Regions from separate parts of the Homo sapiens genome. Here region 2 is linked to region 1. Evidence: read pairs that join two places in POLR2A ChIA-PET (ENCODE). Cell type or tissue: OCI-LY7. All regions are shown on one strand. Each heading gives the region's core, and the rest is flanking DNA. Links, peaks and the distances in the headings are about the cores only.

Region 1 (15,108 bases), core at 6,682-10,681:
AGGAATTTGGGAAATATAGAAGAATGTAAGAAGAATATGAATCATATCATATACAAAAAAAACACCTCATTTTATCCTCACAACAGCTCTGCGGTTTACGCACTATTATTATTTCCATTTTACAGCTGAAGAAATGGAGGCTTAGAAGCTAAATGACTTGCCCAAGTTTCCACAAGAGAAAGAAGTAGCGCTGGAACAAAATCCAGGTCTAAAAGCAAATTTCACTCTTTCAGTCAGCACACCATAGAAAGAATTGGATTTCCAAAGCCAATGTAATGGATGTGTGTTAATAAGATAGTCTGGAGAAAGAGCCCAGGAAGCTGGAGACCATTACAATTAGAGATCTATGGAATAACTTGGGTATAAGGTAATATGAAGTTAATCAGGGGAATAAAAATGGAGGAAAAGAGCAACCAAAGAAGCATTGACAAAACGCTGAAACTGATTGCACACAGGAAATAAGAAGGTTGTTCAAAGATGAATCCAAAGCTTCAGGCTTGGTGATTGTGGTGCAAAAATGGAAACTTGGTAGTGTGGATAGGAGGTTAGTTTGGGTGACTTTACAAGTTTGGTTATAAATAAGTTGAGAATGAGATGAAAACAGAACAGTAAGTGGAAAAGTGTAGCCAGAGGTATAATTTAAGCTTCCGGTTAATATTCTGACAACTCTGATAATTTAGGAAAGTGGTTGCAGATGGCTTTCTAAAACTCAAATGTAAAAATTAGATAGCAAATCTGCATGTATCCAGCATCCTTAAGGAACAAAATGATTTACATTAATGCATTTTTTAAGATAGCTAAAGTTTACTTCTCCAAGTAACATCTTTTTGTTGTAAACAGTTTTTATGAAAATCTGCCTAGACTGTTTTATTAACATCTCCCTTCTTAAATAGATGACAATAACTTATTTCACCATTTCTTGATGAATTGTGTTTGTATCTTATTAGGTTTTCCCTATCAGGACAACAGTAGTTACTTCTTTTGTCATAGAGTCTGTCTCTTATAATGCCAGTACTTTGTAACCAGCTGTTTCCTTTTTTCTGTGGTGTGAGAATACAATAACCTGGATTCTATATGAATAAGAGTTGGTAGGCTCTGAAAGACCACCCAAGGACTTCTCCTACAGAGCTTTAGGACAAAGGAATGGTGGTGGCCACCTTAGCAGATACGCTCTTATTTACTTACTGTTTCTCCTGGCCAGGGAATCTGAATGTCTACAATTTCTGGAAGTCCGGGGCAATTTCTGTAATAATTTTACAGGCACAACTTTTGGGCTCAGTTTTTGTACATATTGCCATACCAGCCCTGTTGCCAAGGGAGGAATGGGGATGGAAAAGTGACTAGAACCACTCTTCATTTGTCCAATATCCAAATGAAATAATCAAACCTTATCTCTTTGGGTCACTCTTAGTCATTTAAACCATTTTTAATATTAAATATTTAAACAAAATGTTTCTAGGTCTTCTAGCCTTCTGAGGTCACCCTTTCCTTCAACATTTAAATAAAATACCTCCCGCACCTTCCCACACCCAGTTGGAGACCTCCATCTGTGAGGATTGCTGGATGGGTGGGAAGGGAGCAGTGCTTATATTCTGCTGGTAGCCTCTCATCCATGTTGCTGCTCCCATATAATTTCCAGTCCCTGTTATCACCTCACTTTCTAGAACCATGTTTCTCTCCATGCTGCTTCATCAGAAGCATGGACCCAGCCATCAAAAGAACACCAACACAAGCCTGACGATTTGAGGATAAGGGCAGGAGACTACAGCAGAGGACAGACTAGGAAACAGATTAAAATTGAGTTATTGGCTGGGCGTGGTGGCTCACGCCTGTAATCCCAGCACATTGGGACGCCAAGGCAGGTGGATCTCCTGAGGTCAGGAGTTCAAGACCAGCCTGGCCAACATGGTGAGACCCCCATCTCTACTAAAAATACAAAAATTAGCTAGGCATTGTAGCACGTGCCTGTAATCCCAGCTACTCGGGAGGCTGAGGCAGGAGAATCACTTGAATCCAGGAGGTGGAGGCTGCAGAGATCCGAGATAGCGCCATTGCACTCCAGCCTGGGTAACAGAGTGAGATTCCATCTCAAAAATAAACAAACAAATAAATAAATAAAAGTTATTTAAATCACTGTCCTCAAATTCCTTTGGTCATCCCTGCACAGGAACTTTCTCTTTGGGTACTATTTTCCTTAGGCCCCAGCATGTACCCTTCCCGGGAGCCTACTGGGTCTCACTCTCCTTTTCTCCAGGTTCCAGACCCCCAAATCTAGTCACATGAGTCAATAGCTAAAATTTCAGGATTTCTGCAAGTTAGCTGTTAAGCATCCCGTCAGTAACTAAATGCTGATATTTAAATAAATTATATATTTTTAAAAGGGTAGTAAGTACTCAAATGCATCACTTCTTAATTATTTTACTATCCTTTACTATTCTATGCTCTTGAGAGGATTTACATCTACTGCACACACATAGAGGAAACACTATATAATGGTGCACATCTTTTCCTAACTCAGTGACTTGATGGAAATGCTACCACAGAAATGGACAAGTGCTACAAATCAGAGTTTTAGAGTACTTTGTATTGTTTGGTTGTTGTTGTTATTGGAGAGGTGATTGTTAAACGTTTACCAGCACAAAACTCCCCCACTCTTCCAGGAAAAAACTGAAACACACCTGTCACTCCAGACTCCAGTACACAGACCAATTTAAACTATTTTTACTCACAGTATATCTCTTTTCAGAACATGCTATGGGGCCTAGATCTGAACAAAGTGGCCCGTTAAGGAGTTTGTCTAAACCCAATAGCCTTCTACTTCTCAGATGAGTTTTACCAACATCCCTAAAATTTGAAACAGCTGCCATGGTTTTTTTCAAATAATCCATTTACTAATCTTTGCGTTTTCCTCTGTTTTCTTCAAAAGCATATATTGAACACAATATTCAGTGTTAAGATGCCTCATGAGAAGCTGGGGTGAAAGAAGAGGGTAGAGAAGTGTGTTGCAACTTTGGAAAAACTGAGTCTCCCTCAAAGAAGGGGGTTAGGAGGGTTAGAGTTAGAGTTGTTGTTGAAGAAAAACTCCCAAAAACAAAGCTAGTGGAAACTCTTTCTCTCTGAGGGGGATAATAAAAGTGAGGGGAGCACCCCTTCCATTGTTCATGAGTCATTTCCTGTTTTAATTCTTCCTGTTTGTCCTTGGTTTTTCCACAGTAAATGTCGACTCCACCTTTCACTCTTACCTCCCCTCCTGGGTCATGATGATCACGGCCCAGTATTGCGTGAACATGTTGGTGGCCTGAAAGCACTCTGAGGATGAAAACTGTTAGGGAGCCAGAAATGACTTCTAAATCTGCAAACTGGTCTGAACTGTTTCTTCCTTCTTTGATTTTATTTCTCTTTCCTTCTTTTTTCCTTCCTTCCTCATGATCTTCCCCCACGCCTCCCTTTCTATCCTTTCTTTCCTTCTTTTGAGTGTTGCTTTCAGTGCTTTAAATGTTTCTCCATTGGGAATTGCTACTACAAGGACAGGAAGTAAGGTTTTGAGCACAAGATTTTGACATTGGTCCACCAGCAGCATGAGAAAGAGACAAATAAGAGAAAGGAGCAAAACGGTGTTCCTTTGAAAGCGGAACCCTAAAAATGAAACTTCTTAGCCTTGTTTACCCTTATCCAAATAACTTCTGAGTAACTACCTCTGAGAATAATAATAGCTATCCTTGGTGTGGCTGCTTTCTTCTGAAGTGTTCAAATAACTAAAAAGAGCAGGAACTTTGTCGTGGGGCGCTCTGAGAGTAACGCTGGCCACTCCTTGCTGGCTGGCTGGCTGGCCCTGTGTGCTTTGCACCCCCTCTTCCAGCAGTCTCCCTGGCACAGTTTGACAGTCAGTAGCCAGCATCATTGTGATTGGCCAGCAACTGCGCTGGACCAGTTGCTAAATATTTTTTAGTCAACTTTGATTAAATTAAATAGTGTCTGTAAAAAGCCTATCACAGAGCCTGCCTGGCATATAGTAGTGGGTGTTTAAACATTTTTAGTTCTAACAAATTTTTCCTACCCACCCACCTTCAAACCTCATTATCAACACAGTTCTGTTGGGAAGCAGGGAAAAAAAGTATTATTATTATTCTTATGTGACACACTTACATAAAGGAAAATTTAGGTGCAGAGGTGAATGGACTAAGAACACAGTCGTGAGTCAGAGGTACCAGTGCTTGAACAAGACTCCCCATGCCAACTCAGAGCATTAACCAAAAGACTCAGGACTCTGGTAATCAATTAACAGTTTCAAAGTGGAACGAGCACTAACTTTGGAGTCAGAAAAAATCTGGGTTTAGATTTTTCTGCCACTTACCATGAGACCTTGAACAAATCACTTGACCTCTCTAAGCCTGTTTTCCCATGTGTAAAATGGGACCAATATACCTAAACGATTACGTGAGATAATGCATGTGTAAAAGGATTTAAAATGAGATTCTTTCTTGTTTAGTTTGAGCCCAGGCTCCAAAAATCAGTTAGCCTTGGTGTGGTTGCTTTCAAAACAAAACAAAACAATAGATGCTAAGCTCTCCCCACATTACAAAGCTTGCCCACTTTTTCAGGGATTGACAAAGGAGATGACCAAAAGCTGGCTTTGTGGCTCTTGGCACATCACCCATATCAGGAGTCGAAGTTGAAGAGAAGGAGGGGAGAGGATTTCTCCATAAAGAGTCATTGGAATGCTGTGCTACTATGGGGAAGGGGGGGCGCCCTTCCATGGGGAAGGGAGACTTTCCCTTCACTTCAAGCCAGCTGAATGAGCTTCAACAGGACCATAAGTGGAAGATCACTCAGAGTGACATTTGTCCTCTGGAGTTTGGCATATATAAGGAATGTGAAGACAGGCTGTTGATAGATGTGCCTGAGGCCACACAGCAGAGAAAGAATGAGGACTGACCATCTACAGATGGTAGGAAAACAATGCAGAAGTGTTTCCCAAGACCACACATAGACTTTCCAAGTCAGAGTTGGCCAGGAGTCTGTTTGAAAGCTCATTATAGAGTGATAACCATAACCAACTCTGGGAAGCTCAGTCCCGGAAGTTGAAGTGAAAACCAGCCAGTCACATAAGAAGCACCACCTACCTCACAGGAATTACAGTTAAAAGTTCCCAGCAAAGGAATCTTTGAAGAACCTAAAATATACCCCATGGGAAAACTAGCCAGCAATTGTACATCTGCTCCATTCCTGGTCACAAAGGCATATAAGCTGCACTTAAGCCTCTATTCCACATCCTTTCCTGACATGGCTCCCATGGTCACCTCTGGCTCCAAATTCCTGATTCAGTTGAATTAGTTCAGATTACAGGTCATTTGACCCCTTGTGGGTGTTTCCTTATTTGTTACCACCTTAAACCTAGGCAAGGCCCAGCATCCTTGCCATAATTTTCACCTAAACAGCCCGATGTACACAAGGCTGCTGCATGGATGGAACATTCTGGTTATACTGAATGTTTTTGAAAGAGGCATTGGTTTACACTGAAGCAACACAAAGTGGCAACTATCATTTTATCTTCCCATCAAGAATTTCCACCTCCTTTCTTCTCATTAAAGACCCTTAGCCCCAGGCAAAAACAGAGGTACATGACCTGTGTGGGATAATCATGGTGCTCTATTTCCCTGGCATTGACAAGGGATGGACATGTAATCCAAGCCGGGACAATTATAACACATCCTTGGAATTGTTATATGGATACTTAGAGAAAAAAGCTCTCTATGGTTGCTGAGCTGAGTCTGGCTGCAACCATGTCTCCTTTCTGTCTCTTTCACATGGCAAAGTCCTTTCTGTCATAGGAAAATGTGAGGTCAACATGGAAAGGGAAACAGAGTTAAGCAGAGATGAGAAAGATAGGAAAGGAAAGGATGGAGTGAGGGAGAGAAAGAGATTTGGCAGCGTTAATTCAAGTTTCTGTACGGTGTCTGCCGCTTTAGTTTCTATAATTCTTCCTTGGATGCAGCAAACAATCCTGGAATCTTTCCAAATGTTGTGAGCCACTAAGATCCCTTTTTTGTATAAGCTTCTTGGAACTGGGTTTATGTTACTTTCAAACACCAGAAACCTCAATAATACAGCAAAAAGTTTCCAATTAAACGTTGGGTATCTCTAACCTTAAAAGCCCCTTTTTCCATTCTATCCCCAGGGATTTTCACTCCATGTACCTCTCTGGTTTTATACCCTCTTAAGGCTTTGCTCCTTCCTCCTTCCCTTTCCTGTTTCCTCCTAGGATCAAAACCAAATTCCTTCCTTCCTCTGCTTATGCAGAACAATTCAGCCATTTTTTAAAAACTCTATTGGTTCCTGAAGTCCATGGCCACATCTTTTGCCATGAGTGGTTTATCAGGATATTTTCCCAAAGACAGTTCAATACAAGAAAAAGTCTTGAGCATTGTATTGGCTATTAGAGAAAAAAATCCAATCCATACAGTCTTTCTCTAACAAGTTTTTGGATAGTTGGTCAGGTAAATTATTTAAGTTTTCTCACCTATAAAGTTACATTTTAGAGTTAAAAAGTCTGTATAGATAAGCTAACCCAAGCCCTTTAATAAGATTAGAGAAGGTAAGTAGCTTGTCATGTACTATAAAGAAGTTAGTAGTAATGTCATGATTAGGACATTGGTGCCGAATTTTGGTCCAGGGCCTCAAGACCCCAGAAAAAAAGAACAAGCCTTTATGACTTGACTATTGTCATAATTTAGGTTGATTTCAGTTTGGAAACTTAGTATCCAAAAGAGATCTCCAAGCTTCAGTCCCTCAACTATAACATGGTAAAAAATAGATCACCAGTTCTCAAACACTTTTAGATATGGAATCTTTTCTTTTTATTTTATTTTATTTATTATTATTATTATTTTGAGACAGAGTCTTGCTGTTATCAGCCCAGGCTGGAGTGCAATGGTGTGATCTCAGCTCATCACAACCTCTACCTCCTGGGTTCCAGCAATTCTCCTGCCTCAGCCTCCCGAGTAGCTGAGATTACAGGCGCGTGCCACCACACCTGGCTAATTTTTGTATTTTTTTGTAGAGATGGAGTTTCACCATGTTGGCCAGGCTGGTCTCAAACTCCTGACCTCTGGTGATCCACCCGCCTCGGCCTCCCAAAGTGCTGGATTACAGGTGTGAGCCACCTTTTATTTAAGTGAAATCTTATACTGATGGGAAATAAAAATAAAATAATGGTAATAATAAACGTGTTAGCTCAGATCCTCCAGGAAGCAGATGCCAAAGATTTATTGGGGGAGATGGCTGTGAAGGAAAAAGAAGATAGAGATGGAGATGATAGGGAAACTCCTTAGACCATGTAGATGCGAACCCTGGGAAAAAGAGAGGAAAGGAAGAAGGATTAAGTAAGAATAGTCTCAGACTTCTGCACTGTTCTAAGATAGTTTCAGGCCAGGTGCAGTGGCTCACGCCTGTAAGTAATCACAGCACTTTGGGAGGCCAAGACAGAAGGATCACTTGAGCTCAGGAGTTCCAGACCAGCCTGGGTTACACAGTGAGACCTCATCTCTACTAAAATTCAAAAAAAATAGCAGGGCATGGTGGCACATGCCTATAGTGCCAGCTACTCAAGGGGCGGTGCAGCAGGGTGAGTGGGGGCTGGCAGTGCTGAGGTGGGAGGATCGCTTCAGCCTGGAACGTCAAGGTTGCAGTGAGTCCTGATCATGCCACTGCACTCCAGCATGGGTGACAGAGTGAGACTCTGACTCAAAAAAATAAAAGTGTCAGCCAGGCTGATGGGGAGTCCTCAAGTCAAAGTCACCCATCAGAAGAGTCTGCATCTTGCAGAAAAAGGTCTGCATTCACATTTGTACCACATTTAATCATTGGTTAGGAGCAGCCCATTAAAAGTCTGGCTTCAGTGGAAATACAAGGTAGAGTCAGAGAACAGCTGCTGGAGTCACCAATCAACTGCCCAAAATAAAAGGCCTGACATGTACTTTCATGGCTGCTTCAATTTAAAATATCTTTTAATTTTTTAAGTAGAAGGAAGGGAGGAAAAAATTGAAATAGTCACCGAATATTCCAAATTTGGTGAAACTATAAATTCTTATAACCAAGAAGCTCACTAAATCCCAATCATAAGAAATTTAAGAGAAGTATGCCAAGGAACATCATAATCAAATTACTTAAAACCATTAATAAAAACAAAAATTTAAAAGCAGACAGAGAAAAAAGACACAATATGTACAAAGGAAGAAAGGTAAAAATGAAAGCAGACTTCTTGGCTGGGCGCGGTGGCTCACGCCTGTAATCCCAGCACTTTGGAAGGCCAAGGTGGGTGGATCACCTGAGGTCAGGAGTTCAAGGCCAGCCTGGCCAACATGGCGAAACTCCATCTCTACTAAAAATACAAAAATTAGCCGGGCATGGTGGGGGGCACTTGTAATGTCAGCTACTAGGGAGGATTAGGCTGGAGAATCACTTGAGCCTGGGAGGGGGAGGTTGCAGTGAGCTGAGATCAGGCCATTGCACTCCAGCCTGGGCGACAAGAGCGAAACTCAGTCTTGGGGGAAAAAAAAAAAAAAAGAGACTTCTCAATGCAAGCCAGAAGACACTGGAGCAACATCTTAAAAGCAAGGAGGGAAACACACACACACACACACACACCTGTCAACATAAAATCCTATACTCAGTGAAAATAACCTTAAAAAAAAAGGTAAAATAAAGACTTTTGTAGACATACAGAAGCTGAAAGAATTCACCACAAGCATATCAGCGCTGTAAGAAATGTTACAGGAAGCCTTTCAGGAAGAATGAAAGTGATCACAAATGGTTTTATCAGAGGAGGTGGCACAGCTACCACTGAGCCTTTTCCTTACCCCTCTCCTGAGGTGCTCCCAGTGGGAACTTTGGAGATGCCTAAGGATGCCTAAAAACCACCTCAAGTTATTTCTAATGGTCTTTCCAGTTCTTGCCTTTCAAAATGACTTAATTCTGGATTGTATATTTTCTCTTGGGCATTTTGCCTATAACAGAATGAACACCCATCCAGTAATGATGAGTTAAGAGTCGTGAATGAGTTATGGTTTCATGATGCAAAGAGTCAGGAATCATAACTTAATGAGATGATAGTTCAGAAATTGTCCTTTTTTCCAGTGCTAGTGATAAATATCAAGTATTGTTTTGATCATCAGCAATCAGGGATGTGGCAGAGGAATTTCAAAGGGGAAGAATTTGTGCTAGAACTCAGAGTCAGGCAAAACTGATAGTACGAATCAGGGCGTATAGTAGTTGAAAGCATACTGAAGTTGACTATTGGGAAATTGAGGGCTAGGCCAGCTCCACACAGTTGCGCAAGTTTGAGACTCATTCTTCCCTCTGGACCTCAGTTTCTTCATATTGGGATGTTAGCTAAATGACTCCAAAAACCCTTCCAAGTCTAACCACCTGTGATTCTACAAGTGTGACTGAATTCAGGCTAGTCTTATACTGCCTCCGTCTACCTCACTCTTCTTCATCTGACTAGTTACCAGCAGGGAAATCCCTCCAACCCCAAAATAACCATTATTTTCATAATTCAACTATTAAAATGAATAAATTTTAAGTTTGAAAATCTCTCTTCAAACTGTATATATTGTATAATGTCATTGAAAAGGCAAAACTATAATGACGGAGAAGTCATCAGTGGTTGCCAGAGTTGCAGGTGGGGAGAGAGGATGACTACAAATTGGTAGCACAAGGGAATTTTTGAGGGTGATGAAACTGTTCTGCATCTTGATTGTGAGGGTGGTCACAGGACTATATGCATTTGCAAAAATCCATGAAACTATATACCACAAAGAATAAGTTTTACTGTATGTAAATTTAAAACTAACTAAATAATTTTTTAAAATAGGGCAACAGCTTTGGTAGTGATTTACATCCATGTTTAAGTGTGCATCATTTTAATATATTCTAGATAATTTTCCAGGTATTAAATTTAACTTCTTATTTGAATATCTAGCCTCTTAAAAGTGTATAAATTATTAGCATACACTTTAAACCTATATAATGTATGTTTTAAAATAAATACATTGTTTTCAAAATATGGCAGTTATAGTCTTAAGAGACTTTCTAAAAACAGATTTATTGAGGCATAATTCCCATACCATGAAATCATTGGTGTGAAGTATTCAGTTCAACGATATTTAGTAAATGTATCCAGTTGGACAACCATCACCACAGTCTAATATTAGAACATTTCACCATCCCAAAAAGATCCCTCATGCCCATTTTCAGTTTAGGAGACTCATAAAAGTAGAAGAGCAGTCAATCTGCTAGTAAATTTGCTAACACAGAATCACGACATTTTTAGTGTCGGAAAGCTCTTAAGGCCACCTTAAACTCCCATCACCTGTTTAAATGCCTCTGTAACACGTCTGATGGGTAGTTACCCAGCCTAGCTAGACAACGTCCGGTGATATCAGCGACTGTCTTGTTTAACACTCATTTCATCCTCGGCCAGATCTATTTATTACACAGTTATTCCTCACTTTGAAGCACTGAGGCTTTATATGAGTAATCCCCCATACACTCTGAGAACTACATTAGTATCCAAGAAAGGTGGCAGGAAATGTTTAAAAGGAATTATTTTTGAGCATTTGAGGTTCAAACAGAAAGCTGATATAAGTAAAAGAAGCCTGCCAGCTTTAAAGCAGAAGCAAAGGCCAAGGGAATTGAGTACAGCATTCAAAGATGGGCTGGCACTGGTGGATGGCTATGGAGCATGTTCTGGGTAAAGGACAAAGAGCAACAGAGTAAAAAGTTAGGAGACATCAATGGGAAAGTCCAAGGGACCGCATAAAACCGTTCAAGGCAGCACTTTGATATCAACCGTGTCAAGAGGCCCTATCGGTAAAGTAGACCAAAATCACTAAAACTAAGATTATTTACATTTTGGTATATAATATCTTATTCTGGCCCGGCATGGTGGCTTACGCCTGTAATCCCAGCACTTTGGGAGGCCGAGGTGGGTGGATAACTTGAGGTCAGGAGTTCGAGACCAGCCTGGCCAACATGGTGAAACCCCATTTCTACTAAAAACACAAAAATTAGCCAGGCATGGTGGCGCATGCCTGTAGTCCCAGCTACTCGGGAGGCTGAGGCATGAGAATCGCTTGAACCTGGGAGGCAGAGGTTGCAGTCAGCCAAGATCACACCACTGCACTCCACCCTGGGCGATAGAGTGAGATGCTGTCTCAAAAAAACATATCTTATTCAGCAAATTTACTCACTTTTTACTAAGTTGATAATAACTTGCATGATTGATCCTTGTGTATTACATTGGGTGAGTGAAAAGACAGAAGGAGAAGTCATAATCCTGTAAACCACCAAGAAATGCAAGGACAGGCCGGACGCGGTGGCTAATGCCTGTCATCCCAGCACTTTGGGAGGCCGAGGCGGGTGGATCACCTGAGGTCAGGAGTTTGAGACCAGCCTGGCCAACATGGTGAAAACCCGTCTCTACTAAAAATACAAAAATTAGCCGGGTGTGGTGGTATGCCCCCGTAATCCCAGCTACTCAGGAGGCCAAAGCAGGAGAATCGCTTGAACCCGGGAGGCGGAGGTTGCAGTGAGCTGAGATCGGGCCACTGCACTCCAGCCTAGGCGACAGAGCGAGACTCTGTCTCAAAAAAAAAAAGAAAGAAAGAAAGAAAGAAATGCAAGGATAGCAAATATGCTAGGTGCCTGGAAAATTACAATCTGGAAACAAAATTACCAAGGCTGGATTTATGATCCCAGTCCTCAAGCATTTCACAGTCCAGAACTTCTTTAGAGACAACATGGTATCATGGGAGGAATACTGGAGTAGATGCAAGAAGGCATGTTCCCTGATAGTGTACTTGTGTGTGATCCTGGCCAAGTCTTCTAACTTCTCTGAACCTGAGCTTTTTAATTTGTACAATGAGGATTAGGAAAGGTAAACGAGACAGCTGGTAATATCTGTTCTAAAATTCTGATTGTGTGCCCCTGGACAAACACAACTATTCCTTGTCATTTTTGCCTCCTTAGTAGGTAGGTTGTAAGAGTCAAGTGAGATGTGTGTGAAAGGTCTTTGAAACCTTAAGAAGCTATGCAAATAAGATGTGGCAGAGTGGATGCCTAGTGAATGCCTATACAGTTGTTTCCATTTAAAAGATACTTTATTATTTACAGGTATAATATCTGATGTGATCTTCCCAACAAGTTTATAAAGTGAGGTAGCTATTGATATCCTCATTTGCTAGTGGAGGAAACAGGTTCAAAGAAGACGTATTGTTTTAAGCTTCAAAGTGACCCCAGGGGCAGACTGGGTGGCTCTTCGCCCTTTCTCATAAACTTCTCATCAACTCTCATCAACTAAGAGTCCTCTTTTCCATTTCCTCCTTAGATACATCAGCGCTGTTCTACCCAAAGCAGGAAGAAATCAAATATTTACTTAGTACTCACTCTAAATAGTCTCTGTAAGAGAAACTGGAGCTATGGAAAGGAAAACCAAAAAGATATTTAGATACATATAGTCACACAGAAAGATGGTGACAGAGTCTCATTTGAATTTTAGAAGTGAAAGAGATAGTGTAGCTCATGTAGCCCAACAAATAAGAAAACTGAGAACAGGATCACACAAAAAATAGCTAAAGAAAGGATGGAGAACCTCTTGCTTCCAGCTTAGTATGCAACTTCTGCAGGTACTACTCCTTTAGTTCACTGCCCAAATTATTTGCTTAGTGACTTGAATTTTCTCCTTCTTCTCCCCAGGTATCAAAGCCTGAGAGTCAACTATTCATAACAGTTACCAAACACGCAGCTCTGATTTGCATGACTTGGGACGAGGCCACCGATGGGGACACAGCATCCAAGGGGACTTACAAGGCATGAATGGGTAGTCTGACTAGAGTTAAATCAAGGAAGTTAAGAGATAATACTGATTACACTGTAGTGTTTTCATGATACTACATCTGTAAAATAACCACATAGAAAAAATAAACGGAGGAGAGAACAAGTACATAAAGTTAATCATCAATTGTTCTCAAAAGTGAACAGGGGACAGTGATTACCCCACTGGAAAAAGCCACGGAAAACTGATACATAACAAAGATAGCAATGCGTATCAGTAGGAAAACAATGGATTTTTAAAAATAAATCACACTGGAACAACTAGACCTCCTCCCACTACCTGACGCCATACACAAAACTCAATTCTAAGAGTATGAAAGACCTCAATGTAAGAGACAAAAATACAAAGATTTTAAAAGGCAATATAGGAGAATATCTTCATGATCTTGGCATAAAAAAGGATTTCTTAAACAAGACATAAAAAGCACTAATCATACACATACATTAAATTTTTAAAAATCCTTTTACTTAAAGAAACCATAAAGAAAGTAAAAACCAAGCCACAACTGGGAGCAGATATTTACAGTATATGTAACTGACAAAGGACTAATATCCAGAAACATGTAATGAATTCCTGTGAACACACACACACACACACACACACACACACACAGAGAGAGAGAGAGAGGGAGACACATGAACAGCATTTCCCAAAGGGCAAAGAGGAAATCCAAATGATCACTGAAGATACGTAAAATTGTTCACCCTCTTTAATAATCCAGGAAATGTACATTAAAATCACAGCGAAGGATCACTACACACCCCTAGATGACAAACACATTAAAATTAATAACGCCAAGTGTAAGAGAGGATGTGGAGCAATGGAAACTTGGTACCTGCTGGGTGCAGAGTCATTTAGTGTAAATGGTTTAGCTTTGTCTTCCACTCAGTAAATCTACCCATAAATATGTACACTAGACTTGGAGGGATTTCTGCCATCTGCACCGGGAGACACATGTAGGAATGTTCACGGGAGTGTTGTGCTAATTAGCTAAAACCCAGAAACAACCAAAATGCTCTTCAACAGTAGAATGAATAAGTACACTGTGATTTATTCACAGAACGGAATATCATACAACAACAATAAAAACTATAGGCCAGGCGCAGTCGTTCACACCTGTAATCCTAGCACTTTAGGAGGCCAAGGTAGGCGGATCACGAGGTCAAGAGATCAAGACCATCCTGGCCAATATGGTGAAACCTCGTGTCTACTAAAAATACGAAAATTAGCTGGGCGTGGTGGCATGTGCCTGTAGTCCCAGCTACTTGGGAGGCTGAGGCAGGAGAATCATTTGAAGGCAGAGGTTGCAGTGAGCCGAGATAGTGCCACTGCACTCCAGCCTGGCAATAAAGCAAGACTCCATCTCAAAAAAAAAAACAAAAACAAAAAAACAAACAAAAAAAACCCTATAAATGCATACCCACAGCTTAGCTCCCACTTAAAAGTGAGAACATGCAGTATTTGGTTTTCTGTTCCTGAGTTACCTCGCTTAGGATAGTGGCCTCCAATTCCATCCAAGTTTTTTCAAAATACATTACTTCATTCTTTTTTATGGCTGAGTAGTATTCCGTGGCATGTATATACACCATTTTCTTTATCCACTCATTGGTTGATGGGCACTTGGGTTGATTCCTTATCTTTGCAATCATGAATTGTGTTGCAATAAACATACATGTGTAAGTGTCTTTATTAATATGACTTATTTTCCTTCCTACTGGGTAGACACCCAGTAGCGGAATTGCTGGATCCAAGTGTAGATCTAGTTTAGTTGTTTAAAATATCTCTAGATCTGATAAATGAATTCATCAAATCTTAAGGTTACAAAAATTAATGTATACAAGTCAATAACACTGCTATACACCAACACAACCAAGCTGAGAATCATATCAGGAGCTCAATCCTATTTACAATAGCTAGCAAAAAAAAATACCTAGGAATATACTTAACCAACAAGGAGAACCACAAAACACTGCTGAAAGAAATCATAGATGACACAAACAAACATCTCATGCTCATGGATTGGAAATCTAAGAGAGTGGTGTAATGGACATTGGAGACTCACAAAGGGGGAAGTTGGGATGAGAATAAGGGATGAAAAATTATCTATTGGGTACAATGTACACTAATTTGGGTGATGGATACACTGAAAGCCCAGACTTCACCACTCTACAATTCATCCATGTAACTAAAAAGCACTGGTACCCCCAAAGCTA
Region 2 (15,108 bases), core at 9,816-13,815, 200 kb before region 1:
CCTCTCAAAGTCAGCTCTGTGTTTTCAAATAGCCCCTGGAAATCTCCATATGCATGAACCGTAAACATTTAAACTGACCATATCCCAAGCCAACAAATAATCTTATACCCCTTGCTCTCAATTTTGCCCCTAAGTTATCTCCACCTCTTATACTTCCTTTCTTAGAGAATGGCATTGCCATCTACTGGGAAACTGAACTGGAAGTGTAAAGGCCATAGTATATAGGCCACTCTCCTTCACAGCCCACATTCAATAAGTCACCAAACCCTGAAAAATCCACCTATGAGATAACTCTCCAATGGATCTCCTTCTCTCCCACCTCATTGCTACTTCTCCAGTTAAGACCCATCATTTCTTCAAATCTGTTCCTAGCCTGTAGGTCTACCTAAATTTCTCTCACACTAAGGCCAAAGTAATCTTTTCTTTTCTTTCTTTTTTTTTTTTTTTTTTTTTTTTTGACAGATTTTCACTCTTGTTGCCCCAGGCTGGAGTGCAATGGTGCAATCTTGGCTTACTGCAACCTCCGCCTCCCAGGTTCAAGTGATTCTCCCATCTCAGGCTCCCAAGTAGTGGGATTACAAGCACATGCTACCAGGCCTGGCTAATTTTTGTATTTTTAGTAGAGATGGGGCTTCATCATATTGGTCAGGCTGGTCTCAAACTCCTGACCTCAGGTGATCTGCCCACCTCAGCCTCCCAAAGTGCTGGGATTACAGGTGTGTAATCCCACCACGCCCAGGCAAGGTAATCTTTCTAAAGCAAAAATATGAACAGGTCACTCAGCTGCTTAAGACTTTTGGTGGCTTCCATCAAAGAATGAATGGCTTTCCAAGAATGTGTTTAATTATTTGTGCGCAAAAAGGAGTTTTGATCAGGTGAAAGGGGAGACACTGCCTCCTGTGGAAAGTCCTGGGTTGTGTATCCTTGCAGGAATGAAAGAAAAACAGATCAAAACAATGAGGAAGAGAAGAGAATAGCAAATATTGAGTGTTCACAATATAGCAAATACTGTACTTTATATACACTGCTGTTTTAACATTCAAAAGGCATATTAGGTATCTTTGCTCAGGTTTTCAAAAATCAGACTCTGAGATGGAGATTTGTGTGTGAAAAGTTTATGGAGGAGTGCCCATGAAATAATCAATACCTGTGAGGGAGTGAGGGAAGTAAGAGTGAGCAGAGGAAGAAGTTGAGCTGCGGATGCAGTTGCAACAAAGTCCTCAGCTGACTCAGTGAGGAGCCCTGGAGCTAGAATGACCCTCAGAGCTGTTGCAAACTGAGGCAAAAGGGGACTGGACTTTTATATCCTTTCATCAACCAGTTGGCCCAGTTGTTTGATGTGGGTTCCTCAGGGAAGGAACTGGCTAAGGGCAGTTCCTGGGGAGGAACTCAGCTGAGAGCTGTCAGCCACCAATACTTCCTGCATGGGGAATGACTGCTTTGGTCTTGAGGGGGAGATCGGAACAGCACATCATAGCATCCACTATGTGAGATAACTTGTAGTGCATTATTTTATAGATAAGAAAACTGATTTTCGCCAACACCATGACTTATCCAAGGTCGTACAAGTAATGAGTGAAATCCTTGTGGTTCTAATTCATATTTGTCTTCATGTTCCTTTAGCTACATATAACCATGCAATGATAACCTTTTTTGATGAAGCTAGCAGAAGAAAAGAAATAACTAAAATCAGAGCAAAAATAAATGAACCTGAGACAAAAAAAAAAAAAAACCTCACACAAAGGATCAAAAAAATAAAGTTGGTTGTTTGAAAGGATGAATAAGATTGATAGACTGCTAACTAGAATAACCAAGAAAAAAAAAAAGAAAAGATCCCAAATAAGCACAATCAGAAATGACAAAGGTGACATTACAATTAATATTGCAGAAATACGAAAGATCCTCAGAGACCACTATGAACAGCTCTATGCACACAAACTAGAAAATCTAAAGGAAATGGATAAATTCCTGGAAACCCATAAACTTCTAAGATTGATCCAGGAAGAAACTGAAATTATTAACAGACCAATAATGAGTTGCAAAACTCAATCAGTAATAAAAAAAAACTACCAACCAAAAAATGCCCAGAACTAGACGGACTCACAGTGGAAATCTACCAGATGTACAAAGAACAGCTGGTACCAATCTTACTAAAACTATTCCAAGAAATTGAGGAGGAGGGATTCTTCCTCAATTCATTCTATAAAGCCAGTATCATCCTCATATCAAAGTCTGGCAAGGGCACGACAGATAAAGAAAACTACAAGTTAATACTCCTGATGAACATAGATGCAAAAACCTTCAACAAAATACTAGCAAACTGAATTCAGCAGCACATCAAAAAGACAATTCATCAGGATTAAGTTGGCTTTACTTCTGGGATGCAGACATAATTCAGCATACACAAATCAATAAATGTGATTCACCACATAAACAGAATTAAAAACAAAAACCATATGATCATCTCAATAAATGCAGAAAAAGCATTCAATAAAATTCAACATCTCTTCATGAGAAAAACCCTCAACAAACTAGGCACTAAAGGAACATACCTCAAAATAATAACAATCCATGACAAAAACCACAGCTAATATCCTATAGAATGGGCAAAATTTGTAAGCATTCCCCTTAAGAATTGGAACAAGACAAGGATGTCCACTTTCACCACTTGTATTTAACTTAGTACTGGAAACCCTAGTCAGAACAATCAGGCAAGAAAAAGAAATAAAAGGCATTCAAATAGGAAAAAATAAAGTCAAATTATCTCTGTTCACTGACAACATGATCCTGCACCTAGAAGGCCCTAAAGATTATTCTAAAAGGCTCCTAGACCTGATAAAGAACCTCAGTAAAGGTTCAGGATACAAAATCAACATACAAAAACCAGTAGCATTTCTATACACCAATCACATTCAAGCTGAGAACCAAATCAATAACTCAATCCCATTTACAATAGCCACAAAATATAAAATACCTAAGAATACATTTGACTAACGAGGTGAAAGATCTCTATGAGGAGAGCTACAATACATGGATGACAGAAATCACAGATGAGACAGCAAATGGAAAAACAGTCCATGCTCATGGATTGGAAGAATCAATATCATTTAAATGTCCATGCTTCCCAAAACAATCTACGAATTAACAGAATTCTTATTAATTTACCATCATTTTTCACAGAATTAGAAAAAAAACAATTCTAAAATTCACATGGAACCAAAAAGAGCCTGGCTAGCCAAAGCAATCCTAAGCAAAAGAACAAAGCCAGAGGTACCACATTACCCAACTTCATACTATACTACAAGGTCATGGTAACCCAAACAGCATGGTACTGGTACAAAAATGAACACATAGATCAATAGAACAGAACATGAAACCCAGAAATTAAGCCATAAACCTACAACCAACTGATCTTTGACAAAGTCGACAAAAGTGAACAATGGGGCGAGGACACGCTATTCAATAAATGGTGCTGGGAAAACAGTCTAGTCATGTGCAGAAGAAAGAAAGTGAACCCCTACCCCTCCCCATATACAAAAATTAACTCAAGATGAATTAAAGACTTAAATGTTAGACTTCAAACTATAATAATCCTAGAAGAAAAGCTAGGAAAAACTCTTCTAGACATTAATCTAGGCAAAGAATTTATGACTAATATCTCAAACACAAATACAGCAAAAACAAAAATTGACAAATGGGAGTTAATTAAACTAAAGAGCTCCTGCACAGCGAAAGAAAAAAAAAATCAACAGAGTAAATACAACCTACAGAAAGGGGGAAAATATTTGCAAACTATGCATCCACCAAAGGACTAATATCCAGAATCTGTAAGGAACTTAAGCAAATCAACAAGAAAGAAACAAATAACCCCATGGTGTTAGTCCATTTTGCATTGCTATGAAAGAATGCCTGAGACTGGGTAATTTATAAAGAAAAGAGGTTTTTTTTGGCTGATAGTTCTGCAGGCCGTACAAACATGGCACCAGCATCTGGTGAGGCCTCAGGAAGCTTACAATCATAGTGGAAGGTGATGGGAAGCAGGCATGTCACATGGCAAGAGAGAGAGTGAGAGAGATGCCAAGCTCTTTTATACAACCAGCTCTTCCATGAACTCATTATTGTAGGACAGACACCAAGCCATTCATGAGTGATCTGCCTCTACGACCCAAACACCTCCCACTAGGCTCCACCTCCAACACTGGGAATTACATTTCAACATTTGGAGGTGAAAAACATCCATTTATATCAACCATTAAGAAGTGGGCAAAAGACATGAAGAGACACTTCTCAAAAGAAGATAGCAAGTGGCCAAGAAACATATGAAAAAGGCTCAGTATCACTAATAATCAGAGAAATGCAAATTAAAACCACAACGAAATACCATCTCACACATGCTAGAATGGCTATTCTTAAAAAGTGAAAAAATAACAAATGTTGGCAAGGATGTGGAGAAAAAGGGACACTATACACTGTTGGTGGGAATGTAAATAAGTTCAACCCCTATGGAAAACAGTATGGAGATTTTTCAAAGTTATTTTAGAACTACCGTTTGATTCAGCAATTCCACTACTGGGCATCTACTGAAAGGAAAAGAAGTAGTTTTATCAAAAAGACACCTGTACTCATATGTTTATTGCAGCACTATTCACAGTAGCAAAGTCATGGAATCAATTTAGGTGCCCATCAACAGTGGGCTGGATAAAGAAAATGTGGTATGTATACACAGTGGAATACTATGCAGCTGTAAAAAAGAATGAAATCATGTCTTCTGCAGCAACACGGATGCAGCTCGAGGCCATTATCCTAAGTAAATTAACACAAAAACAGAAAATTAATGATCACATGTCCTCACTTGCAAGTGGGAGCTAAATAATGGGTACATACAGACATAAAGACGGAAACAATAGACAGACACTGGGGACCCCAAGAGTGAGGAGCAAGGGAGTAGGGTAAGGGTTGGAAACTACCTATTGGGTATTATATTAACTATGTGAGTGATGGGTTCAATAGAAGTCCAAATCCCAGCATTGCACAATATACCCATGTAACAAATCTACACTTGCACCCCTTGAATCTAAAACGTAAAAAAAAAGAAACTTACTTGGCATAAAAATTTTATTAGCATAAGGTCAAACTTGAACCCTCAGATTCTTTGGGTGGCAGTATAAATTGTCCAAACATTAATCATTCAAGGAAGAGCAGAACTGGGCAATAGTGGAGCCAAATATCTAAGATCCCAAATAGAGAGCCATGAGTCTGTCAAATAGTGGAAGTAAAGTAGGAGGTGGGACTTGACTCTGGAAGCAGGGCTCAGACACAGGACCAAGTTGAGGACTAGCTGAAACAGGGCTGGAGTGGAAGCAGTTTTCCATAAGACAAACCCACCAGTGTACCATGTCAGTTTACCATTGCTATGGCAACACTCAGAAATTACCGCCCCTTTCCCTGGCAATGACCTGACAACCAGGAAGTTACCACCCTTTTCCTAAAAATTTCTGCATAAATTGCCCCTTAATTTGCATATAATTAGAAGTGGGTATAAATGTGAGTGCATAACTGCCTCTGACCTGCTACTCTGGGCACACAGCCTATGGGGTAGCCTTGCTCTGCAAGGAACAGTATATGTCCTGCTGCTGCACACTGTCACTTCGTAAAAGTTGTTGTTTAACACCAGCAGCTCACACTTGAATTCTTTCTTGGGCAAAGCCAAGAGCCTTCCTGGGCTAAGCCCCAATATTGGATCTCACCTGTCTTGCGTCAGAAATATCAGGGCCTGTGGAGCCTCAGTGTATAACTCAGGATAAGAAGAGCAGAATCATGCTTACGGCAGGCCCCTGATGAGTCTGTTTGTTGACCTGGGCCAGTGGCAAGAAATCTCCTGGGAGCTAGACAGGTCAAAGGGCGGAAAGGAGTGGGGAGAAAGAGAGCGCCCCAGGCCAAGGCTGGAGGAGTTTCTAAGAAGACGGGAAAGACTAAAGGAAGTCAAGAGTTAAAAATTCTTAATGATAAGTAGATTAGGATGTGGGGCAAGAACTTAGAAGGAATGTCATAAAGGGAGGGCATAGGATCACTGCTATTCTCTTTCCCTGGTCTCTCCTTATCTGGCCTTCTTGCCCCTAGATATGAAGGACTCCGATAATGGCTTTGCTAAACAGCATGTATCCTGGGCCAGTGTGGTAAGAGGCAGTAGAGATTATATCCAAGTACTGCGTCTGCTATTTATTTACTGCGTCACCTCAAGCAAGTTATTTAACTCTCTAAGCTTCAGTTTCCTCATCTGTGAATTACCTGTGGATAATAGTAAGGTTAAACCTGGTGCTGAGCTCTTGGAAAAGTTCAGCTGTACTGCTGTAGAATTTTCATCTTCTTGTAGTCCCATGACATACCATACTTCCGTGAGCAAGCCAAATTAAGGACCCATGTTCTTAAAATAGATTCTTGTGTTTTAAAGAGTTCAGTAAACAATATAGGAAGCAACGGTAATTGCTTGTCTTTCTCCCAGCCCTCTGTTCCAGGGAAGGATTTTCTTATGGAGTGGGAGTCTCATCCAGGAGAAATAGTAGATATTCTAAGCTGCAGGCGAAATGTCTCCACAGAAACTTTTGCTGGAGGTTCTGGCTGGAGGGAAATCCAAGAAGGACGGCTGGGTCTCAAAATGCCATCTGAGCATGCAGCACAATATCCCAGCCAGTTGGGGCCCAGACAAGACCAGAGTTCATTTTAATAGTCTTTATCCAGGTTCTGTCATCAGAACTGGGCATCATGAGCCATCCTTCTTAAAGACAAATACAACAGAAAAAGAGGCTGCCTCTTAACTGACTTATTCACCCCTGGGAAAATTTCTTAAGATAAAACGTACTCCTTGTTGTTTTAACTCTATGGTCTTGCTCAACAAAGCAAAATTTAGAAACAATAAAACTAAAGAAGGAAGTGTCTATCTCTGAGTATGATCTTTACTTCTTTTACTCCATAGAACGCTTTTCAAAATTTGACATTTTAAACAATCTCATGATCTTCATTTGTTCTTTTTTCGAGGAGAGATAATGAACACAATGTTCTTTAAGAAATTGTTCTTCATTAAACTAGGCAACAACCTGTGAGTCATTGTAACGTATTATGTTAAATTTAAAAAAATACAAAACTATGTGCAACCCAGTGACTGTAGTTACAAATGTTCTTCTGGAATGAATAACCCACTGAGGCAAGAAAAAACTTCACTTAAGCCGCTGCTTAGTAAAAGGCACTTGGTGTCTATCCCAGGCACCAGAATCTTAACTGTAATTATTATTCGAGATTAGCCTATCAGATGTTTACTTACGATGATACCCAGAGGCATTTTTTACTTGAAATTGTATAATAAAGCAAAAAGATAAATTGAAGCGACCAAGCCCGCCATACAGAATGAGAACCTCAGAGGTATTTTATACAATGAAAATAAACACTAACTGCATTTACTGTACTGTGTGATTTTGGTATTGTCTTCCAATCCCTCCACACGTGGATTCTGTGAAACTGCATCAGGTGTGGCCAAGGGTTCAGTTCACATTTTCATTCTGTTTCACATTTTCTGTTCTGATTCATAGTCTACATATATAACTCTTCCTGTTACATATTATACACTGATATTTTCTTTATGAAATGGGATAGTCTATGCTGAGAAATTTCAATTCTTTTATAACAGGACTTTAAAACACTTATCACATCAAATCCATCTCTCTCTTCAATTGCTAAAAGGTCTTAATAGTCTATAGTGTGTTTTTGTCCCTAATTTATGTTGCAAAGTTATTGTTGCCTCCAATAGAGATGCCCAGGAATGACATTCATTTGTAGGGTGCCTGAAGCATTCTGCTCCATGTCTCTGAGGAGTGTCCTTGATCTTGACAACACAGCAGAACTTCCTGTGCATCCCCAGCTCCAGCTTTATGGTGTTCGTCATTTAATTAATCATGACCACCTCAGGAAACCATAAAAAGTGATAGACACCAAATGCAAAATGGCTTTCACATGTCAGGCACTGCAGTGAACATCTTACTTGTATTTATGCCATTTACTTCTCCCAACAACCCTATGAGATTTTTTTTCATCTTAACTCTGTTACTGATGAGGCAAGTGTGGCTTAGAGAGATTAAATAACTTACCTAACATGGGATGATTTATAAATAACAGAATGGGGACGTGGGCCCAGGACTATCTGACCATGTAGCTAGAGTTCTAAACTCGTCTGCTGCCTTATAAAGAAAGGTTTGGAAAATTGCAAACTTGAAAGCAGTTGTGATAGTTAAAAAATGATGGCAGATTTTCCTTTCTTTCTTTTTTCCTTTTTCTTTTTTTTTTTTTTTTTTTGACAGGGTCTCACTATGTCACCCAGGCTGGACTGCATGGTACAAACATAGCTCACTGTAATCTTGAACTTCTGGGCTCAAGCAATCCTCCCATCTCTGCCTCCTAAGTAGCTGGGACTACAGGCATGTGCCACCATGCTTGGCTAATTAAAAAAAAACTTTTTTTTGTAGAGCTGGGGTCTCATTATGTTGCCCAGGCTGATCTTAAACTCTTGGCCTCAAATGATCCTCCTGCTTTGGCCTCCCAAAGTGTTAGGATTGCAGGCATAAGCCACTATACGTGGATCACATTTTATTTTCTTTCTTTTAAAGACATTTCCTTCAGTGCTATATTACATTTGTGATTTTTAAAAGAGGAGATGAATATTAGTTAGGGTTCTCCAGAGAAACAGAATCAACAGGATATATATACATAAAAAGATTTATTATGAGGAATTGGCTCATGTGATTATGGAGACTGAGAAGTTTCATGACCTGCTGTCTGCAAGCTGGAGATCCAGGAAAGCCAGTGGTGTAATTCCAGTTCGAGTTTGAAGGCCTGAGAACCAGGGGAGCTGATGGTGTAAATCCCAGTACAAGGGCTCAACAGGCAGGCGGGAAGCAAAAGGGACAAATTCCTCTTTCTGCCTTTTTGTTCTAGTCAGGCCCTCAATGAATTGGATGATGCCCACCACACTGAGGAGGGCAATCTACTTTCCTGAGTCCATGATTCAAATGCTAATCTCATCCAGAACACCCTCACAGACACATTCAGAAATACTGTTTAATCTGGCCACTTCATAATGCCATCTAGTTGACACATAAAATTAACCATTGGAGGATGGAACCCTAAAGTCAAAAAAAGACTACAATTCCTAAATATTTTTCTCTTAACTAGCAGTGTTATCTGATAAAGTCATTAAGTGGTAGACAATTAGATTTGTTACTCCATGTAAGTATATATATATCATTAAAGGATGTTTAGAATCACTATATTTTAAACCAATGAAATGGTTTTCTCATGGTCAGTGCTGGGGCAGGCACGTAGATGGAGAAGAGGTGGGTGGATGGAGAAGAGGCAAGTGGATGGAGAAGCAGGTGGATTGGGCTTCCACCACTCGGCTTCATCTGGAGTTACTTTCCACAATTCACCTCTCTCTCCAGTGGTCCCAGTTAGAATTCTTCACTGAAGATTTCTACCCTATAGCTAGCTTTTCCAAGCAGCTTAAGTGTCCTAGCTCTCCCCTCTTTCCTGGACTCACTTCAGGTCAGCCCACCTCTTTGGTGTGACGGTGCAGGAATCGCTGCTCTGGACTGCATAAATGGCCCATGAGTATCTCAGAGGGTCATTAGATGACTTCATGGAGCACACAGCCCCCATTTCCCCAGCTGTCTCTGTTTCTCAGGGAGGTCATTGGTTAGTTAAGGACCAGAACTATTCAGAGACAGAAATGAATTCTGCTTCCGATAGTGGTTATCCAGGGTTTCCAGGGTACTTTGCAAATTATCTTCTATCTACCACTCTGTCTAAGAACGCAGACCAGGGTTATGGGAGGCAGTTTTTGGAGCACAGAAAAGATCTGAGGCTGGTGACTTAATAGCCACTGTCACCAGTTCCTGAACCCTATTCCTTCCTAGAGGAGTAGAGTGGCATGGGCATTTCCCTTTCTTTAACAATGTATGCCAGTAAAAAGCAGGCTAGCAAATTACATGACTGCCGCATGAGGTCATTTGAAAGGTAGTAGGAAGCACCCCATTCCTACCATGAATGCTTCTAAAAATGCTGTGGAGAGAGTCTGTGAAGCAGTGACTCTTTCTCGGTCACAGTCACCCCTTAAGGGACATGAAGAATTCAGAGTCAGTTCAGCGCAGGCCCCAGGAAGGCAGGGATCCCCACATATTGGGTCTGGGGTCTGGAAGGATGGAGGAGCATCAGTGGAAATGACAGCAGTTTGAGAGGAAGTCCTCAGATGGCAAAGACCCTCAGATGTCTCTCCACTTCCAGATTCCAGTTCCCTAAAGCAGGTCTGAACTGCTGGAGGAGGTACTGATGTGAGACACCTGGTGAGGGCCTTGCAGTGGGCACTCCCAGCACCACAGACTGGATACGGGGAAGAAGGCACTGCCAGTGGGATTTTCAGCCCTCCTCCCCAGGCCTGATCACTCAGCTCATCCATCTGGCCAGGGAGCTGATGGCAGGCATGAACATTCAGCATAAAGGAGCTGAGTAGAGCCTGGGCCTGGATCTGGGCTAGAGCCACTTCAAAGCCCAGTTTTCTTTCCACTCTCCCCTCAACCCTAACAGCCCCAGCGCCACAACAGGGCTATCTGGTTGACTAGTCTGCTCAGCCTCCATATCAGCCATCTGCCCTGTGGGCTTCCTCATCTTACCCAGCAGGGTGGACCCCAGGGTGTTTTTTCCCAGTGCTTTCCCCAGGCCAGTTTTAGACTCTTCAGTCAGGTCTACTAGGAGAGGTTTCGGAGTTTGGGGAAATTCTGTATTTTCATTTTGGTTTTGCAGGTTTTTTTTTCCTTATCCAGATAAATGTGCTCATGATGAGCTCCATGTGGCCAGGTGATCTGGCCTTAGTGGCCCTTCTCTGTGGGGTCAGTTCATGCTATAGGGGACCTCTGGTCAGAGGCTGTGATGATGATGACCTTTGGCTGGGAAGCCAAGACACTCAGGAGCAGTCCAGACCAGACACTGTCAGGCAGGTGACGTTGGTGCCCGTAGCCACAGTGTCAGGAGAGAGAGTGGCAAGGCTTAGGGACCCATTGAAGAGTTTAAGAGGTAGGAGATGGCTTCCATGCATAACCCACTTGAGGTTTTTTGGGGAAGGCTATTTTCTACAGAAATATAGTCCTCCTCATTCTCAGGTTGGGGCTCTGCATCACCAAAGGGAAAGAATGGTGCTGAGCCACAGACACGGGAGGCCAGGATGGGAAATAGTGCTCACCTAGGATTCTCCTACTGCCCACGCTGTGGCCTGTGCCAGAAGGAATGTTTCACAGATAATGAGCCATTGGCCAATAAGAGCCTGAAGACTGTCTAAGATTCCTGCCCCTCCACACCTGTGGGCGTTTCTCGTCGGGTGGAATGAGAGACTTGAGAAAAGAAAGAGACACAGAGAAAAAGTATAGAGAAAGAAAAGTGGGCCCAGGGGACCAGCGCTCAGCATATGGAGGACCCGCACCAGCACCAGTCTCTGAGTTCCCTTAGTATTTATTGATCATTATCAGGTGTTTCTCAGAGAGGGGGATGTGGCAGGACAATAGGGTAATAGTGGAGACAGGGCCAGCAGGAAAACATGCGAACAAATGTCTCTGCATCATAAACAAGGTAAAGCAAAAAGTGCTGTGCTTTTGAGGTGCATATACATAAACATCTCAATGCCTTAAAGAGCAGTATTGCCTCCAGCATGTCTCACCTCCAGCCCTAAGGTGGTTTTCTCCTATCTCAGTAGATGGAATATACAATCAGCTTTTACACCGAGACATTCCATTGCCCAGGGACGAGCAGGAGACAGATGCTTTTCTCTTATCTCAACTGCAAAGAGGCCTTCCTCTTTTACTAATCCTCCTCAGCACAGACCCTTTACAGGTGTCACGCTGGGGGACGGTCAGGTCTTTCCCTTCCCGCAAGGCCATATTTCAGACTGTCACATGGGGAGAAACCTTGGACAATACCTGGCTTTCCTAGGCAGAGGTCCCTGTGGGCTTCCGCAGTGTATTGTGTCTCTGGGTACTTGAGAGTAGGGAGTGGTGACGACTTTCAACAAGCATGCTGCCTTCAAGCATTTGTTTAACAAAGCACATCCTGCACAGCCCTTAATCCATTTAACCTTGAGTTGACACAGCACGTGTTTCAGCGAGCACAGGGTTGGGGGTAGGGTTACAGATAACAGCATCTCAAGGCAGAAGAATTTTTCTTAGTACAGAACAAAATGGAGTCTCTTATGTCTACTTCTTTCTACATAGACACAGTAACAGTCTGATCTCTCTTTCTTTTCCCCACACTTGGTATAATGCAAGTGGTATGGTGAATGGATAGAGCACAGACTCTGGAGTCAGATAATCCAGGGTTTGAATCCAACTCTTGCATTTTTTTTGGCTCTGAGCCATTGAGCAAGTTATTTAGCAGCACTATACTTCAATTTGTAAAATGGGGATAACTACTCCTGCTTCTTACTGCTACCAAGATCAATGAAGTAACACTGTGGAAACCCCAGGCATCCAGGGAGTTCAATAGCAAGATTTCCTTCCTCCTTATTCTCTTGAGTATTCATGGTGATACTCACCAGGAAAAAGGAAAGAGCTCTGATCAGTGTCAGGATTCCCAAGTTTGGTCCAGATCCTGCCTTACAAACACCACCAGCTCCTTTGCAGGGCTGTTAGGAGGATCAAATAAGGCTGTGAATGTGAAGGCTTTTGAAAATGGCTTTGTAACTACAAGGCACTATCACCTGTATATCTTCTGTTGTTGGTCTGTTGACATCTGCTCTTAATAGCTCAAGGAAGCAGCTCAGTATACTAAATGTACTAACTGCAAATCTCTGGTTAGTCACATTGCCCCTCAGGTCCTGTATTAGTTTCCTGTGGCTGCTGTAAAAAATTATCACAAGCCTGATGACTTAAAACAACAGAAATTCATTCTCCCACCGTTCTGTAGGCACAAGGTCTAAAATTAACATATTGGCAAGACCTGCTCCTTCTGAAAGCTCAAGGGGAGAATCTTTCTCTGCCTCTTCCAGCGTCTGGTGGTCTCTGGTGTTCGTTGAATTGTGGCTGCATAGCTCTAGTCTCTGCTTTGTCTTTTCACATGGCCATCTTCTTTGTGTCTCTGTGTGTCCTTTTTCTATTTCTTAGAAAGATGCACTACTCTCATTGGATTTGGGGATCACTCTGATTCACCCAGTATAATCTCATCTCAATTCTTACCTTAATTACATCTGAAAGATCCTGATTCCAAATAAGTCCACATTCTGACGTTCCAGGTGAAGAAGAATTTGGGGGCAGAGAGGACTCTATATAGAATCCACTCTAGAACCTCAGAACCTTCATCTAAACCATTTCTGACCCTCATTCAATGTATGTTTTTATTTAGTTCTAGATTGCACCAAACAGGAAAACTCTTCATATAGTGCCTAGCATTAGCTCAGTTATCTGTGTAGAGGGGATCCAGGAGATCAGAGTGGAGAGGCCTCATAGCGAGTCTAGAGAAGGTCTAATTCTGGAAATGAGAGGAAGGGCAAAGTAAACAAGAGAATAAGTGTCTGTCTTTGAGAGAGGAAGGTTTGACATGAATAGACAGCATGCATTCCAGGAGCCGTGCAGCTTGAGGAGAGAACACCAGTCTTGAAATCAGACCTGGATCATTGGTTTCCCATTTTTACAGGATGCCAATATTCTCACATCATTTAGTTATTTCAACTGATATTTTATGAATACGTAGACAGTATGCCATTCACTCCACCATTTGGATTCTCAGTTATTGTAACAGTGGTGTGTTGGTAAATGGTTAAGAGCCAGATCTCTGAAAAATAATATATGCATATATGTAAATGAGCTTGTTATAAATTTTGCTTATACGAAGAATGTGTAACACGCAATTTATAAAATAAAATTTATTGTATTTTAATAAAATGTACAATCCTCTTTATTGTAAATTCCATATAGCCACAGATCTCACAGGCTGTTTGCTTTCATATTGGCTTAATTCATATCCACAGCCAAACTGTGTTTACAAGTGACAAAGGAATGTAGTTCCAACATGAATGTTGGTTAATGTCTTTTTTGAAGTTAAAGAAATGTGAAACAACAAAAACATATGTTGGAACATCACTTGCTCATCAGTGACACTAGTGACTTTTTGCTGAATCAGATGATAGTTTTTGAATACTGGAAAAATGTTTCCTCAATTTTTTATGCTAATCCTAATGTAAGGGCCATAGTCATGGCACATGTTTAAGTTTACTCTGCATCATTATGTTTTCTCTATTACTTTCTTACATTTAGACAATCAACAAAACAGTAAAGTTCTGATTTATATTGCTTGCTGATTTCCATGGCATAAACTCTCACCATGGCCAGTTTCAAGCTCCCAACACTATGCCATTGAATGCAGAGTGGGGAAGAGAGGTCCAGAAGCACCAATGTTCCAGTATTTAATTTCCACTGTAGACACATAAGAGATGTCAATTACCTCAAGAACATAGATATCAGTAATGTCATAAAATAATTAAGAAACAATGAGCTTTGAGATTTTATTCCCTCTATTTAATATAATTTATTTAGTTGTGAAGTTTTTTTTAAAGGCAGGGTTTTGCTCTGTTGCCCAGGCTGGAGTGCAGCGGCTATTTACAGGTGTATTAGTCCACTCTCACACTGCTATAAAGATACTACCCAAGACTGGGTAATTTATAAAGGAAAAAGGTTTAATCGACTTGCAGTTCCACATGGCTAAGGAGGCCCCAGGAAACTTACAATCATGGTGGAAGGCAAAGGAGAAGCAAGGACCTTCTTCACATCACAGTAGGAGAGAGAAGAGCAGCCAAGAGCAGAAAATACTGCCTTATAAAACCATCCAATCTTGTGAGAACTCACTCACTGTCTTAAGACCGGCATGGAGGGGAAACTGCCCCCATGATCCAATCACCTCCCACCTTGTCCCTTTCTCAACACTTGGGGATTATGGGGATTACAATTCGAGATAAAATTTGGGTGGGGACACAGCGGCAAACCACACCAACAGGCATGATCATGATAGTCCGTTTTCACACTGCTATAA

Evidence for each region. Peaks named below come from ENCODE experiments on the same cell type or tissue, not always from the same donor. Only the 100,000 strongest peaks of a DNase experiment are listed, where the experiment ranks them.
Region 2: POLR2A ChIA-PET joins it to region 1 with 5 read pairs; 2 of 35 experiments call an interaction of 5 or more read pairs at or near these places.

What each region holds. Positions count from the first base shown.
Region 1 is chr1:160,449,010-160,464,117 of GRCh38, reverse strand. No RefSeq gene overlaps it. Among named protein-coding and RNA genes, the nearest start is that of VANGL2, 56 kb to the right of the region's middle. RefSeq lists an enhancer at 10,676-10,725. In OCI-LY7, for the core only: no CTCF peak of the experiment used is centred there; no DNase peak of the experiment used is centred there.
Region 2 is chr1:160,649,368-160,664,475 of GRCh38, reverse strand. LOC107985220 (a long non-coding RNA gene) reads right to left here. Exons shown (of 2, transcript XR_001738266.2): 2 at 4,600-15,108. Among named protein-coding and RNA genes, the nearest start is that of SLAMF1, 9.9 kb to the right of the region's middle. RefSeq lists enhancers at 10,788-10,947, 10,808-11,618, 11,619-12,429. In OCI-LY7, for the core only: no CTCF peak of the experiment used is centred there; DNase peaks (open chromatin) are centred at 10,635, 12,145 and 12,825; H3K4me3 peaks cover 2,941 bases; H3K27ac peaks cover 3,849 bases.